2 separate regions of the Homo sapiens genome follow, and region 1 is linked to region 2. The links are chromatin loops, found by intact Hi-C in ENCODE. Cell type or tissue: heart right ventricle. All regions are shown on one strand. Each heading gives the region's core, and the rest is flanking DNA. Links, peaks and the distances in the headings are about the cores only.

Region 1 (7,892 bases), core at 1,919-4,418, 170 kb after region 2:
GTCTCGACTAGGAAAATGTAATGCCAAGTCCAGTGCCTGGCAGAGCAAGGGCTGAGGAAATACTTGTTGAGTGACTCAGTGGGTACAATAAAGATAGTGCAGAGAACCAGTTGCAGAATTGAGGTTGTGTTGTCACACTGCCATCTGGAAAAGCCTGTCCTCTGAAGAAGAGAGTTACTGCATCCCACCCCCCAGGTCTGATCAGTGGGCCTCTGGGACCTGGGAGCTCATTGTTTTAGCCGTGATGGAGCAAATGCCTTCTGAGCTCAGGGAAGTGAGGCGTGCCTGGGTGTGGTGCTGGATCCTAAGCCTTTACGCTTATGTCTCTGGTTTCATTTGTAGGCCACCATTTATTTTGGTTTTAATAAGTCATCTCTGTGAAAATGCTTTAGGTCCATCGTAGGGTCTGTAAAGTGGAACTCCGTATGCATTCTCTGGCAGTAAACTACATTAGATATGTGTGTCTAACAACGGAAATGGTGTCTCTGTGTATTCTTTCCTTTGAACCACTATTGAATGGCATTTTGTTCTGATAATGTTGTAACCTGTGAGGTCCTTATGTCCTCATTTTGTGTATGTGCCTTGGGTTGACTACGTTCACTTAATTTTGCCTTGTTTCTGTTGGTCTGCCATGGTGGCCTCTGGCTTAGATAGCTACAGTGTAATTTTTGGCTTGAGAAGTTGAAGCCCATGGAGACACTAGATTCCTATATTCCTGGCTGTTTCATGCTGTATGTCATGAAACACATCTCCAGTTTAGGTTTCATCAATTTGGAGGGAGAAGCACAGTGAGTACAGATACTGAGAACATTCTCAGCGCCCCAAAGCACTTTAGTAAAGTACATCTGATACCAAGGTGTTCCTGGTTGTATTCTCCACAGGTGACTTGCCTCAGCTACTATATGGGCTCACATTTCTGTAGTAGGTCATGGTTTTTGAAATACACAAAAGTGCTTCAAGAGACTGGTTGTAAAACTCTGCCCATGATGAGAAATACCTTCAAGATACTTCACTCACTAAGTGCTGGAAACGTACTCTAGTGGGATGTTTGTGGATTGGTTGGTGTTTGAGGGACAAATATAAAGCACACCTGTAAAACTGGGAGAATCAGGTGGCAGATTAATTCGATGTTGGCAGCTTGAGTCATCAAAGCTTAGATGCTTCTGCTGCAATTAGGAATTTGTAGTCACTTTGTTCCCTCTTCCAGAAATAAAGAACCGAGGTATAATTTACATAATTTTCCTGAACTCAAAATCTGTGAGGAACCAAGGCAGTCCTGTAACTAACTCTCAGATTCCTCCAGTTCCAGCCTTGTGCTAGCCCACTAGACCATGGGGCCTGCATGGAAGATGAAAGTGTAAAAGTCTGAACCTGTGTTTCCTAAGTCAGTGGAATGCTGTGTCTCTTGCTTATATATATAGTACAGTATTTCCTATCGGGGTGCATGGTGCTCACAGCTGAAAGGAGTATTTATATGCAGCCTTCAGAGGTATGCTTGGTATGAAAACCGTAAGTGATCTGCCTCACTGGTTTGTTTAAAATTCTCAAGCATATTGCTATCCTAACATAGCTTTTATTCACTGCATCTCCTTTGCAGTGGAGGGAAATGACCATATGGTGAATGAAAAATATACTGGACTTGATCCCCATAGCAAGAAAGGCCTATAATGTTTATGTTAGAAGGTGATCCTGTGTTTCTTCTGCTTGGCAGAAGGCTTGGGTGTATAATGAGGTATTAACACGTGTCAGATCCTGTGTCTCCCTAGAACTCGCTGTTGTCTTGTAACACTTGAGTTCTATTTATTGAAATGATGACATGTGGTAATTGGGACGTTGCTGCTCAGCAAGCCAGGTGCATGTCTGCGTCAGAGGTTGTTGGGAGAGTGGCTATTGGAACATTAACTCCAGATTTCCTGACTTTTGTGTGATGAAAATATCAACCCCAATGTGGAGTTAAACCAATACCAAAAGCAAGTGAAAAGAAAAACCATTGCTCTTCGGAAGGAAAAATGCCACATCAACAATACTAGGGGATTTATTTGTAATCCTTTGGTCTGATATGGATTCATTTATTTTCTCTAGTTTTACTATCATAAATAAAGCATTTTAAACGCTGAAATAACCTGTAAGACAGCATTCACAGTGAAGGTTATTCTTGTTACCTACTGAAAACCTCCACATGTGCTTGGATTGGATCCTAGCAGAACCGATCGTGAGCTTGCCAGTGTGTCATCCTTAAAACAGTTTCCCATGCTACCTCATTTTTCTTGGGAATATGTTGTTATTCCTGGAAGAGAGTCCAAATGCAAAATAGCTTTTTGTTTGTTTGGTTTACTTTTAATGAAGAAAGAAGCCACGGTTGATGAGGATGAGATGCTGTGTGCTCATCGAGTCACTTTGATAAAGTGAGAAATGAAAGCTTTTTCTGTAGCCGCTTGTATAATTCTTTCTGATAGACTCTTCCTCTTGCGTCTGTGGTAACACAGACTCAATGCAATGAGATGAGAGGAGCAAGTCAAGCTTGGTATGTTGCTGACAGGCAAAATCTTACAATTAAGCTGATTAAGTCTTAAATCGGTCAGTTTCCCACTTTGATATTAGGGTATTTAACAGGATATAATTTTATAAGTTGCTTCTTTCTAAAGGAGCCTTAGGGTGTGACGAAGGAAATCCTTTTGTCAAACTAAAAGGTGAACTCAGTGCAGCTGCCTTCCTATCAACTCTGCGCATTCCTGAAATAGGGCAGGCATTGCTGCTGGGCTCAAGTGTCCCAAGGTGCAGTTTTATCCACTCGAAAACCGTTATGTGTTCAGCTCAATTAGATTAATTACCTTCCTCACCAGGAGTCACAATGCTTTGCAGTTTATCTGCGGTAACTAAATGTTAGTTTTGTAAGTAAAAGGTACTGTTATTGACCTCGAAAGGGCTATAGTTCCTTTGAACTTACAGAGAAGAGTTCCAAACAACTATTTCTAACCAAGATGGAATATGGGTCAGCAAAATTGTCTTCAGGTAGAGTTTTCTACTTGCCAAGAGACTTTGGCATTGAGAGGAGAGTTCTTGTTTGTTTTTTTTAACTCTGTATCATTTCTGTTTGGTGTCTCTAAAAAAAAATCCGGACATGTCATAACCTAACATGCAGTTTTCTGTATCTCCTAGAGTTACTGGCATATTTTAAATACTCTTGGTTTCCAGATGAAGATCTCTGAGCTGAACCCAAGCTATTGTCTATTGAGAGGTCACACAGAAATCCACCTCGGGTGAGACATGGTTGTTTCATGAGGGCTAAGCAAAAGTCAAGGGCAGAGTCTTCTACCCTGAGCTGCCTTAGGTTAAGTGGTATACTATTTCTGATGCACAGTAAAGAAAGAATAGGCACTGTTTGCACTCTTCGGTGATGACGTTTAATCTTTTAATCTCCCCTTATTCTTCCCCATGGGAAGACAAAAATGGGAAGATTCAGATAATTATTTGTAGGGTTGGACATTGAGTGGGTCTGCGAACCTAATACGTTCCAGAATCCTAATGTTGTAGGAATTCTCAGTTACCAACCTTGGTACTGAAATAAATAAAGTAGGAGGGAGGTGGAGAATCACAGGTCAAGCATGAATAAGGCCACATCTGGCAGAACTGGGACATATCTTCAATACAACAGTGATAATAGTAACACTATCCACATGTTTATCTAAGTGACAAATTATTAAGTAGTTACATTTACATTCCTTATTTTGTGGGCTTCTTATGTAACTCAGACATGTAAGGGCAGGTTGTTAAATCCTATTTGTTTATTCAGTAAACATTTATTGAGTGCCTAGTATTTGCCAGGCCCTGTCCTAGGTACAAAGGATACAATTGGGAACAAAACAATAAAGAAATCCTGTTTTTGTGGAATTTATGTGTTAGCTGTAGGGAGACAGACCACAAATAAATGAAGTGAGTGAAACAAAAGTTATGTTGGGAAATGAAACTGCCATGGAGAAAAGTAAGATAAGGAAAGTGGAGAGGGGGAGTGTGGGGTTGTCACAGTACTACCTAGGGTGGCTGGGGAGTCGCCCCAGGGAGAAGACATTTGAGTAATGACCTGCAGGAAGTGGGAAGGTGGCCAGCTGGGAGAACAGCATTCCAAGTAGAGGGAACAGCTCGGACTGGGGCCCTGAGGTGGGAGCCTGCCCGGTGTGCTGGAGGAACTGCAGGGAGGCCAGTGGGGCTGGAGTGAGTGAGAAAGAGGGCAGGGGGAGATAAGGTCGTGGTGGGCACCCACGTAGGCCAGTTTGCGCTTTTGAGGCATTTACTCTCTGGGAGATGGGGAGCCAGTGGCCCTTGAGAAGAGGAGGACAGGATGGATGAATGGGTGCTTTCATAGTGTGACTCTGGCTGCAGTGTCTCGAGTAGACTGGAGGGGACAAGGGTGGAAGCAGGGAGACTGATTAAGAGGGGATTGCAATAGTCCAGTAACAAGATAACCAGTGGTCCTGGTCCAGGTGGTAGTTGTGAAGGTGGTGGGAAGTGGTAGAGTTCTGGGTAGATTTTAGAGATAAGGTCAACAGGTTTGGTTTAGGTATGAGAGAAAGAAAGAAACCAAGGATGACTCCAGAGTGGTTGACCTGAACAACTGGAAGGATTTGGTTGGCATTCGCTAAGATGAGGGTGACTGGCTGGAGGAAGTTTTGGAGGAAGATGGAAATCAGGATCTCTGTTTTGGCCAGGTTAAGTTTGCGATGCCTGTTGGATGCCAAATGATAATCTTCAGTGGGCAATTAAAAAAAAATATTTTAGAGATGGATCTTGCTCTGCTTCCCATGCTGGAGTGCAGTGGCTTTTCAGAGGCGCGATCATAGTACACTACAGCCTCAAACCCCTGGCCGGCCTCAAGGGATCCTCCCACCTCAGCCACCTAAGTAGCCAGAACTATAGGTAAATACCACCATGCCCAGCATCCAGTGGGCAATTTTTGATATTCACTTCTGGAGTTCAGGAGAGAGGTCAGGACTGAAGATAGGCATTTGGGAATGGTGGGCATTAAAACAATAGACTGGATGAGATCCGGGAACCAGTAAAGGAGACCAAGAAGGAGGGACCACCGAGGTGGAAGGAAAAGCCAGGAGGGAGTGACCTGGAAGCCAAGGCAGAGTGTTCCAAGGAGAAGGGACTGGTCATCCCTAGCAAGTGTTGCCACTGGGGCAAAAATGGTTACATCAATCGGTCGTAAGCTGAGGCCCAAGATGAGTGACTCACCGAGGGCTGTGGCTGGGGAAGAGCTGAGTTAGGGCTCAAGGTCAAGTTCACTTTCTCTCTGCCATGAGAGTCCTCTGGCTGTGCTTGACCTTTGAGTGCTGTTTTATGTCATCGTGTTCTTTTGCATTGGAGGTGGTATTGTGTTTGTACTAGTTCTGATATTTTAGCAGCAGTATCTTATGATTTTGTTTTTCAGTATGTATGAAAATTTTGATTTCTCATATTTTTATATAACTATGGAGTGTATGCTCACTATAGAAAAATTAGAAAAACAGAGAAGCAAAAGGAAAGACAAAGCTGTTGATTGTAGTTAAACCACTCAGAACCTACCATGTTTACAAATCAGTATATGTCCTTTCAGACTTTTTTTCAACCACATATGCAGACATTTTTTTTCAAAAAATGAATTTGTGCTAAATATTATATACCCCTTTTCACCAACTATGTATAATAAGTATACATTGTTGTATTTTTTTCTCAGATAGTGCCTGGATATTTATGATATGGTTTGCAAGGTCATGGTGATAAGAAATAACCTAGGGACTGCCAATGAGAACAAGCCCAGAAATCAGAGAGTGATACTTATGGGAATCGTTTCTATTCACAGAGCCTTAAGCATGCTCTGGGCGCTATCGCCAGGCATTTTATTCACAATATGTCTTTTAATTCTCACAATAGTCCTGTGAGGTGTAGCTGTTACTGTTTCCACTTTTGTAGCAAATGCCCTAAGAGATAAAGACATTTGCTTGTGGTTACCTTGCAGCAAATGTTGGAGCAGGGATGGATTTGGTCCATCTCTTATCTCTTTCTGTGTTTCAGATTTGAGCCCAGGCTAAGCTGTCCCTCCAGCTGCCTGCCTCTGCATTGTCCCTTGGGGGTGCTGGGCAATCAGGGTGGTGGCACAGGCTGGGAGGGGTTGTTGGTGCCCTGCCTCCCACTCAGGGTGGTACCACTCCCCAGTTCTGCCACTGAGACATGTCTGATGAGGCACCATTTATTCCTCTGTGGTTCATAAGACAACGTGTAGAAAATTAGCATTTTATCCCTCTAGCTGTATTCTGTTAAAAATATATCTAAAAGCATCCCATGCCGTATTGATCCCTTTTGAGCTAAGAAAAAAAAATGGCATTTCCGTCAAGCAGTTAAATTGTATTTGTTTTTGTTTATTTGTTTGTTTGTTTTCTTTACAGATTCTCAAGTACACCAAGCGCACACTTAAAATGGGCTTACATTTTATTTTATTTTGTTTTTGAAACTGAGTTTTGCTCTATCACCCAGACTGGAGTGCAGCGGCAGGATCACAGCTCACTGCAGCCTCAACCTCCTGGGCTCAAGCAATCCTCCCTCCACAGCCTCCCAAGTAGCTGGGACTACAGGTGTGCATTACCATGCCAGGCTTTTTTTTTTTTTTTTTTTTTAATATAGAAATGAGTCTCATTATGCTGTCCAGTCTGCTCTCAAACTTCTGGCCTCAAGCAGTCCTCTACCTCAACCTCTCAAAGTGCTAGAATTACAGGCATGAGCCACCATGACTGGCCAAAACTGTAAATGTGTCAGAATCTTCTGTGATTCCCTTTCAGCCCTTCTTGGGCACCCTAGTCTTCTTAGATATTCTTACAGTAGAATCAATATATAACATAATATACGTAATAATATATAACACGTTGTATAACTGTGTGTCTGTGATGGAGGTGTGTTTAATATGTGGTATACAGCAAGAGCTAAAACATTGAAAAGCTGTAGTGGCAGAAATATCAGATTGATTGTGTTTGAAGTCACAGTTGTGGTATTATTTACAAAATTAATGTGGCACGATGAGGATAAAAAAAGGGTTCCACCTGTATTTCCAATGCCTCTATTGTTATCTGGAATGCTGAAGGAATGCTTATGTCATTAAGTCACTAAATATGCTTCAAAGCAGTTCTGAAAATGTAAACTTCATAAAAATCACTATGATATTTTTATCTTTTTAGGTGCTTAGATGACATGATCTATAAATAATTCCTATCACCAGCTCACTGTTAGATGGAGAATTTATTCTTTATCCAGAGTGGATGAGTGCTGCCTAAAGTTTTGTTTTGTTTTTTCCAGTTTTTAACCCAATACAAAATACAGTGTAGATGCACAGATGCCTCAAACCTATTTCTTGGTGGCCCCATGACCACCTACCACAGACTTGGTCCAGCTATTCTTTGGATTCTTCTTTTCCAGACACACCTTTGCTTCTCAGAATTTCAGCACATTTTTAAAGCAGTGCATATGGATGGTGGTCTTGTGATTCTGTTTTCTTTTCCTTTCTTATACTTCTTTAAGTTTGAGTCTAGAGTGATCAGAATGTGAAGGCACTTCTGTGATGGGTTAAGTTAAACTGAGCCATTTTGTAGGACACTAATCATGTTGCTCATAGAGCCTTAACTTACAGGACTGTAAATTAAACTTGCAGAATCACGCTTAGCATTGAGAAGTTGTCTGAGATATAATTCCATCCATCTGAAAGTACCTCTTCCTGCTGGTAAATGGAGACCTCCTCATTTAATAGGGATTATATCTTGTTATTATTATATATATATGTATATATATATGCTCTACCTGAACAATCAGTAGTTTGAAAAATAAAACTTTTTTGATTTGGATTTGCAGTGATTTACTTTATACAA
Region 2 (7,892 bases), core at 3,084-5,583:
ATGTTTGATAAGGTACTTGTCTCCAGAATATATTAAGAATTCTTAAAACTCAACAATGAAAGGACAAATAACTCAACTAAAAAACGGGCAAAGAATTTGAATAGACATTCCTCCAAAGAAGATACACAATTTGGCCAATAAGCACATGAAAAGATGCTCAACATCATTAGTCATTAGGGAAATGCAAATCAAAACTATGGTGAAATTTCATATACATTAGGATGGCTATAATCAAAAAGGTGGACAATAACAAATCTCAGTAAAGATATGAAAAACTGGAATGCTCATGCATTGCTAGTGAGATTGTGAAATAGTACACTGCTTGGGAAAACAGGCTGGCAGTTTCTCAGAAAAGTTCCTCAAAAGATTAAACGTAGTTTCCAAATGACCCATTCCAGTCCTAGGTATATTCCCAAGAGAATCGAAAACATATTTCCACACAAAAAAACTTGTATGCAAATGTCCACAGCAGCATTATTTATGATGGCTAAGACGTGAAAACAATGTGCATGTCTACCAACTGATGAATGGATAAACAAAATGTAACATACCCATATAGAAGAATATTAATTGAAGTTTTGATACACGCTACAACGTGGATGAAACTTGTAGACATTGTGTTAAACGTAAGAAATCAGACACAAAGAGCTACATATTACATGATTCCATTTCCATAAGATGTCCAGAATAGGCAAATCTATGGAGACGCAAAACAGAATGAGTGACTGCCAGAGACTACAGAGATGTGAGAAGGAAAAATCACTGCTGACAGGTACCTTTTTGAGGTGATGAAAATTTTCTGTAATTAAGTAGTGATGACAATTCAACGTGTGAACATATTTTTTAAAACCCACTGAATTATGTACTTTAAAAGAATGAATTTTATGTTAGAGGAGTAATATTTTAATAAAGCGGTTATTTTTTAAAACTATGTATATGTTTCAGAAAAAGAAAAACCAGAATGAGAAAAATTTACTCCAATTCTAACACTACAGAATCCCTGCAAAATTTATTTTCTATAAGAAATAGTTTTCTTTTATAAAAATGAAACAACTGAAGAGACTGTGTAATTTGTCAATTTATAGTATAAAAATGATCCGATAACTCCACAAACCACTCAAATGAACTGTACATGGAAATGTTGCATCCAGCAGACCCTGAGGGTCCTTGCCCCAGACTTCAGTACACATTAAAATGAAGATTCCTAGCCCAGGTGCAGTGGCTCACGCCTGTAATCCAGCACTTTCGGAGGCTGAGGCGGGCGGATCACAAAGTCAAGAGATCGAGACCATCCTGGCCAACATGATGAAACCCCGTCTCTACTAAAAATACAAAAATTAGCTGGGCTTGGTGGCACACACCTGTAGTCCCAGCTACTGGGGAGGCTGAGGCAGGAGAATCGCTTAAACTCGGGAGGTGGAGGCTGCAGTGAGCCGAGATCACGTCACTGCATTCCAGTCTGGTGACAGAGCGAGATTCCGTCTCAAAAAAAAAAAAAAGAAGAAGCTTCCCCAAAAATGCACTTACACACTGGAAGATCAAGGAGTAAAGAGTCATGATGTCTACAATTTATTCTCATATTCTTCAGCAATAACAACAATATTAATAAATATCAGTATTTATATAGAGAGAAAATAAATATAGCAGTAGTAACTAGTGAATCTGGGTTGTGGATATACAGCAATTTATTACATTATTCCTGCAGACTTTCTCTAAATTTGAGTTTTGCTTTTAAGATAAGAAGTGCAAAAAGTAATAAGGTGATTATATACAGTGACTCTCATTTGGAGGAGCCTAAAGCAGGGTCTCTCGAATTTACTATATGTATCCACCTGTTACCTGAGAAATTAAGTGGGGAGGTGGCAAGGGGCAGTAAAAGGAGCGTCCACACCAATATCATCTTCCCATTCCTGGTTTCTGATGTGAGTTTCTTGGTGATCAGTGCTATTTGAAGAAGAAAACGTATCCTACCCTAACTAGTAACTTAGAAGGGGCCCAGTCCTCACTCTCCATCAATTAAGGCACCAATCTGGAGTGCTGTCATATGCGCTCACATTCTAGTTTCTTCTCTTGTTCCTTTATTCCAAAATTATGTTTTAAACAGTTAATCTAAGTTATAAAAAATTTATTCCTATATACATAAGAGAATAACTGAAAGGATACCCACTAAACTGGCAGGGGAGGAGGGGTGAAGAGAGGTGAAAAAGGGATTTCTACTTTTTACTTCAAGTATTTACACATTCTGTGTTGTTTTTATGTGCTTCAATACTCATCATGAACATGGACTAGTTTTATAATATTTTTGAACCTGATTCTCTGGCAAATTGTTTTATAATTTTTTTTAAAAAATGACTGCTCAAGTGGGATGGAATTGTACAATCTCTATTAATTTACTTTCAAATATTTCAACAAAGGGAAATATTAACTAAATGTGGCCAAATCTTGGTAATTATTGAATCTGGATGATGGACATATGGCCATATTGTACTCTCTATGTATATTTTAACTTTTTATAATGAATATTATTTAAAGGACCATTGTAAAAGAAATGTTTAAAAGCAGGAGAATTAAGGGAATAAAAGTTGAATTCATCCACAAAATTATATGAGCAATAATTTTGGTTTTTTTTGTTGAGACAGGGTCTTTCTCTGTTGCCCAGGCTGGAGTGCAGTGGCTCAATCACAGCTCACTGCAGGCTCAACTTCCTAGGCTCAAGGGATCCTCCCACTTCAGCCTCCCAAGTAGCTGGGACTATAGGTGTGCACCATCACACCTGGCTAATTTTTAAATTTTTGGTAGAAATGGGGTCTCACTATGTTGCCCAGGCTGGTCTCAAACTCCTGGGCTCAAGCAATCCTCTTGTCTTGGCCTCCCAAAGGGCTGGGATTATGGCATGAGCCACCATGCCCAGCATTGCTGTCTATTTTTGAAAAGCATTTAAGGGTATTAGAAAATGCTTATTCTGTACCAAGCGTTGCCAAACTTTCTGTAAAGGGCCAGACAGTAAATATTTTAGGCTTTATAGTGCTATAGTGATATGGTCTGGCTGTGTCCCCACCCAAATCTCTTCTTCAATTGTAATCCAAATTGTAATCCCCACATGTTGGGGGAGGGACTTCATGGGAGGTGACTGAATCATGGGGGTGGTTCCCCCATGCTGTTCTCCTGATAGTGAGTTCTCACAAGATCTGACGGTTTTGTGAGGGGCTTTGCTCTTTACCCACTTTGCTTCATTCTTCTGTCTCCTGCCACCTTGTGAAGAAGAACATGTTTGCCCCCCCTTCCACCATGATTGTAAGTTTCCTGAAGCCTCCCAGCCCTGTGGAACTGTGAGTCAATTAAACTTCTTTCCTTTATAAATTACTCAGTCTCAGGTATGTCCTTATAGCAGTGTGAGAATGGACTAATACATATAGTCTCTGCCACAACTACTTAATTCTACCACTGTGCTGCAAAAACAGCCACAGAAATATATATAAATGAATATACATGTGTTCCAATAAAACTTTATTGACAGGAACTGAAATTTGAATTTTATGTAATTTTCACATGTCAGGAAATGTTATTCTTTTTTTTCAACCATTTAAAAATGTGAAACCATTCTTAGCTTACAGGCAATACAGGCCCACAGAATGTGGACTGGATTTGGTCCACAAGCCATATTTTGCCAGTCTCTGCTCCCATCTGAAAACATGTATCATATATACAATGCAAAACTGTATATTTCATTTTTCTCTGTCAAAAAATATGAAGAGGAGTTAAACCCTTAAATAGTAACTATCTCTGGGTGATGGGGTTATAGATGACTTTTATTGTCTACATTATATTTTTCAACATTTTCCAAATATCTTAAAATAAATATATTTCTGATAAATAATGTTTTTTAAAAGAATCCTTTCACTATCTTCAAAAAGAGACAGGAAGACAAAACATGGAGATTAGGAGATTGCCCATCTGTCTTGAATGTCTTCTGGAGTCCAGATTGGATTAAATAACTTCTGAGGATTTCCTTCCTGTTCTGTGATTCTGTCTCCTCACACAATCAAATGCCTGTAACATAATTCTCTTTAATTTGGAAAGCAATCCTCTCTCTCGCTTCTCTCTGAAAGTAAATTTCCGAAATTAAGTCCGTAGGCTGAGGGACCCCCTTTGCCATCTGGGCAAATGTAATTAGCAACCCGTCTGGTGTTCAGGGAACCAGGCAGCCGCGCTCTTCTCAAACCAGCCTGGAAATGCAAAACGCAGTAGCATTAAACACGCACTCCCCCAGAGGAAGGAGGAAGGCCACAAGGGGGCAGAGAATCTGCAACCCAAAGGAAAAGCAGGTTTCGCCCCAAATAGAACATACTCTTTTGTAAATTGCCCAATTATCTAAATGTCTTTCAGAAACCAAATTAAGAATGCTATAAAGACTTCAATTTGTTCACATAAAATGGTGATTCACAAAATTGAGCATGCCTTTTTCTTGGAGCCTAGATAACTAGGGTCTTTCAAAAAGGTCGAAGCAAATTGTGTTTTTTGTTTTTTGTTTTTCTCTATGGTAAAGGATCAGGAAAATTTATACATTTTTCTTTTCAGATGGAGTTTTTTTTTTTTTTTCTAGCTCACAAGCAACCATTGCTTTACAAACATAGTCTGTTTTATTTTTTCCTATATAGCAAAACACAACCAAATCAAATTTGAAGGGGGAAATTCCTGTTTATTATAACTCCCTCATAAAAGATCCAGGAATCAAATAGAAAAGTATAAGGGATATGGACAAAGGAATCTCCACTAAATCTGTTTAATCATATAAGTCACTCTAATAAAATAGCTAACATTGTCTCCTAATTCACACATTTAAAAGTAAAGATTTAACTTTTGCCTTTTCCAAGTAACAGATAATGAAGAAAAACAAATAATAATTGTACCTACCACTTATTCAGCACTAACTGCTCAAGAAAATACTTTTCATGCACTTTTTAATAATCACCACTACCCCAGGTGTAGATAATATTATTACTCCATTTATTTAAATGCAAAAATTCATCGGCCCATCTCTCACCTGGACATTCCTAACTCAGACCTATTCATATGCACACCCTGCTCTCTTCAATTTTCCCACTAAAAAAGAAGGAATCTATGCAAGCATTCTTAGATTAATAAACATAATTCTTCATAAATATGAACAGACAACCTAGGTTCACAAGAACAAAACACTCTTGGCCTTATTTCTACCTCGATTTTTCACCTTTCCTTCACAGAAAAACTCCTCAAAAGATTCTATACTTTCTGTCTCCAGTTTCTGTTTCTCATTTCTTTAACTTTTTAAATTTCTAATTATGATAAATACACATAACATAAAACGTACCATCTTTTTAGTGTACAATTCAGTAGTGTCAAGTATACTCACATTATTTTGCAGCCAATCTCCAGAGCTTTTTCTTCTTGCAAAACTGAAACTCTTACACCCATTAAACAACTCCTCATTCCAACATTGTACTTTCCATCTCTATGAATTTGACTGCTCGAGGTACCTCATATGAGTGGAATCTTACCATATTTATAATTTTGTGACTGGCTTATTTTACTTAGGATAATGTCCTCAAGTTCTATCTATGTTGTAGAATGTGTCAGAATTTCCTTCCTTTTTAAGGCTGAATAGTGTTTCATTGTACGTATATGCCACATTTTGCATAGCCATTCACTCATTGATAGACATTCACGTTCTTTCTAGTTTTTGACTATTATGAATAATGCTGCCAGAAACATGGGTGTACCTCATTCTGTCTTGAATCCACTCTGATCAGGTTTTCATCCCCATGACTCCTCTAAGACTACTCTTACCAAGGTCCCAAATATCCTTGATGTCACTAAATCCATTTAATGTTTCTTAGTCTTCATATTGTCACAGAATTTTTAGGGTGTTGCTTTTCTGGCCAGAAACCTCTGTGGCCAGTGACACCTTTGCCCGAGTTCTGCTCAGGCCCGCTGGACTCATTCTGTCCACTCAGCCTGGCAGGTTTCCTTTGACTCATGGTACCAGCCTGGATCCCACGCCTGCCAAGGGAGACTGCGTGGAGCGGTAGGGGGTGTGTAAGCGAGTATGGGGTCTGGCCACCGCACAGTCATATGTGCCAGCTGCTGCAGCGGAGCGGGCAGCTCCAGGTGCCAGCACAGGCGCCAGCTCTCTGCAAGGCTGCAGCTGGACCAGGTGCACCGCAAGCAGCTTCCACAGTTGGCACCAGGGAACACAGTGGCACCCTGAAGCTTGGAGATGCCAGGAACCTCAGGGACCCAAATACCACTGCTATCAATATTACTTGGCCTGTCATCAGCATTTGACATTCCTTGATTCACTTGCCTCACTTGGATTGTAGGACACCACAGTTGTCTGGTTTTTTCCCCTACTTTCCTGGTTGGTCTTTCTTGGTCCTTTTTCTGGTTCCTTCTCATTTTCTTGATTTCTAAGCTTTAGAGAGTTCCTGGGCTTAGACTTTAGACCTCTTCTCTTTTATATTTTTTCCTTAGTAATCTCATCCAATCTTATTGCTTTAAGTACCATTTCTATGCCAACACTCCCAAGTTTATATCTCTATTCTAGATCTCTACCAGAACTCCAGACTCATATATGAAACCACCTACTGGCCATCCCCAAACGGGTGACTAATCACATCAAAAATTAACATGTCTAAAACTGAGCTCTTGACTTCCTCTTTTCATTTCACAAACCTCTCTGCCCATAAGCCTCCTTCATCTCAGTTCCTTGCAATTCCATCCTTCCAGTTGCTCAGGCCCATTTGGGGTTATTCTGAACTTTTCCCTTTCTCTCACACTCCCCATCTAATCCTAAAAATCCTGTTGGTTCCACCTTAAAATTTAAAACTATAGATGTAGAAAAATGTGATAACTTCTCACCATCTCCATTGCCACTACCATGCTTCAAGCCAATTCATGTCCTGTCTGTATTACTGAAATAGGTTCCAAGATGGTGCACTGATTCTACATGTACCTCCTTGTCATCTATTCTCAACACAGAAGCCAAAATGAGTCTGTTAAAACATAAGCTAAAGTGGTCATTCCTCTGGACAAAATACTCCAGTGGCTCCCCAACTCATTCAGAATGAAAGCCAAAGTCCTTATTTTGACCTACAAGACTCTATATAATCTGGTCCTCCATGCCTCTCTGGCCTCATCTCCTAGTCTGTCCCCCATTGCTCACCAATGTAGCCACTCTGCCCCTCACTGTCACCTGGAACTCAAGAGCCCTTAGGGTCTTCTCACCTACTATTTTCTCCATGTAATGTTCTCCCAAATATCTGCCTGTCTAGATTCTTCACTTGAGACGCCTACCCAAAATTCATCTAAATGAAGCCTTCTTGGCCATCCTATCCAACTTTTCAAACAAACAAAAAACCCATAACCCAACACTTCATACTTTATATCCCACTTATTTAATTTATCTTTAAAATTTGTCATCATATAACATATTATATATTTGACATACTTATCTTGTTTATTCTCTCTCTCTCCCTCTGCTTCTCCCTCATGTAAACTCCATGAAGGGGATTTTATCTACTTTGTTTACTTCTGTATGCCCAACATACAAACAAAGGCTAGAGAGAGTATGCATTCAATATCTATTCACTGAATGAATAGAATAATTGACTAGATAAAATATGAATTAATAAACAAAGATCAACAAACATGCAAGAAAGCAAGACACTATGAGTGAGAGTTCACAGAAACCACAAAAAAAGCATATTTAGAACCCCTTCTCCAAAAGACCTCAGATATTGAAGTTATCCGCACAAAATATAACCATATGGAAATGTTTCTTAAATTCAAAAATGAAGTATTTACAAATAAGCAAGGAAAAAATATCAAAATGGCCAGTCAGATTCATAAAATAA

What was found. A loop is a pair of places that touch in the nucleus more often than their neighbours do. Peaks named below come from ENCODE experiments on the same cell type or tissue, not always from the same donor. Only the 100,000 strongest peaks of a DNase experiment are listed, where the experiment ranks them.
Region 1: it touches region 2 in a loop (2.6-fold over the local background); 7 of 110 quality-filtered maps call a loop at or near these places.

The regions. Positions count from the first base shown.
Region 1 is chr7:28,100,338-28,108,229 of GRCh38, reverse strand. All of the region lies in intron 1 of JAZF1 (JAZF zinc finger 1), which reads left to right. Among named protein-coding and RNA genes, the nearest start is that of JAZF1-AS1, 76 kb to the left of the region's middle. In heart right ventricle, for the core only: no CTCF peak of the experiment used is centred there; no DNase peak of the experiment used is centred there; H3K27ac peaks cover 2,500 bases.
Region 2 is chr7:28,268,943-28,276,834 of GRCh38, reverse strand. No RefSeq gene overlaps it. Among named protein-coding and RNA genes, the nearest start is that of JAZF1, 92 kb to the right of the region's middle. In heart right ventricle, for the core only: a CTCF peak has its summit at 4,281 (motif pointing right); a DNase peak (open chromatin) is centred at 4,294; H3K4me3 peaks cover 487 bases.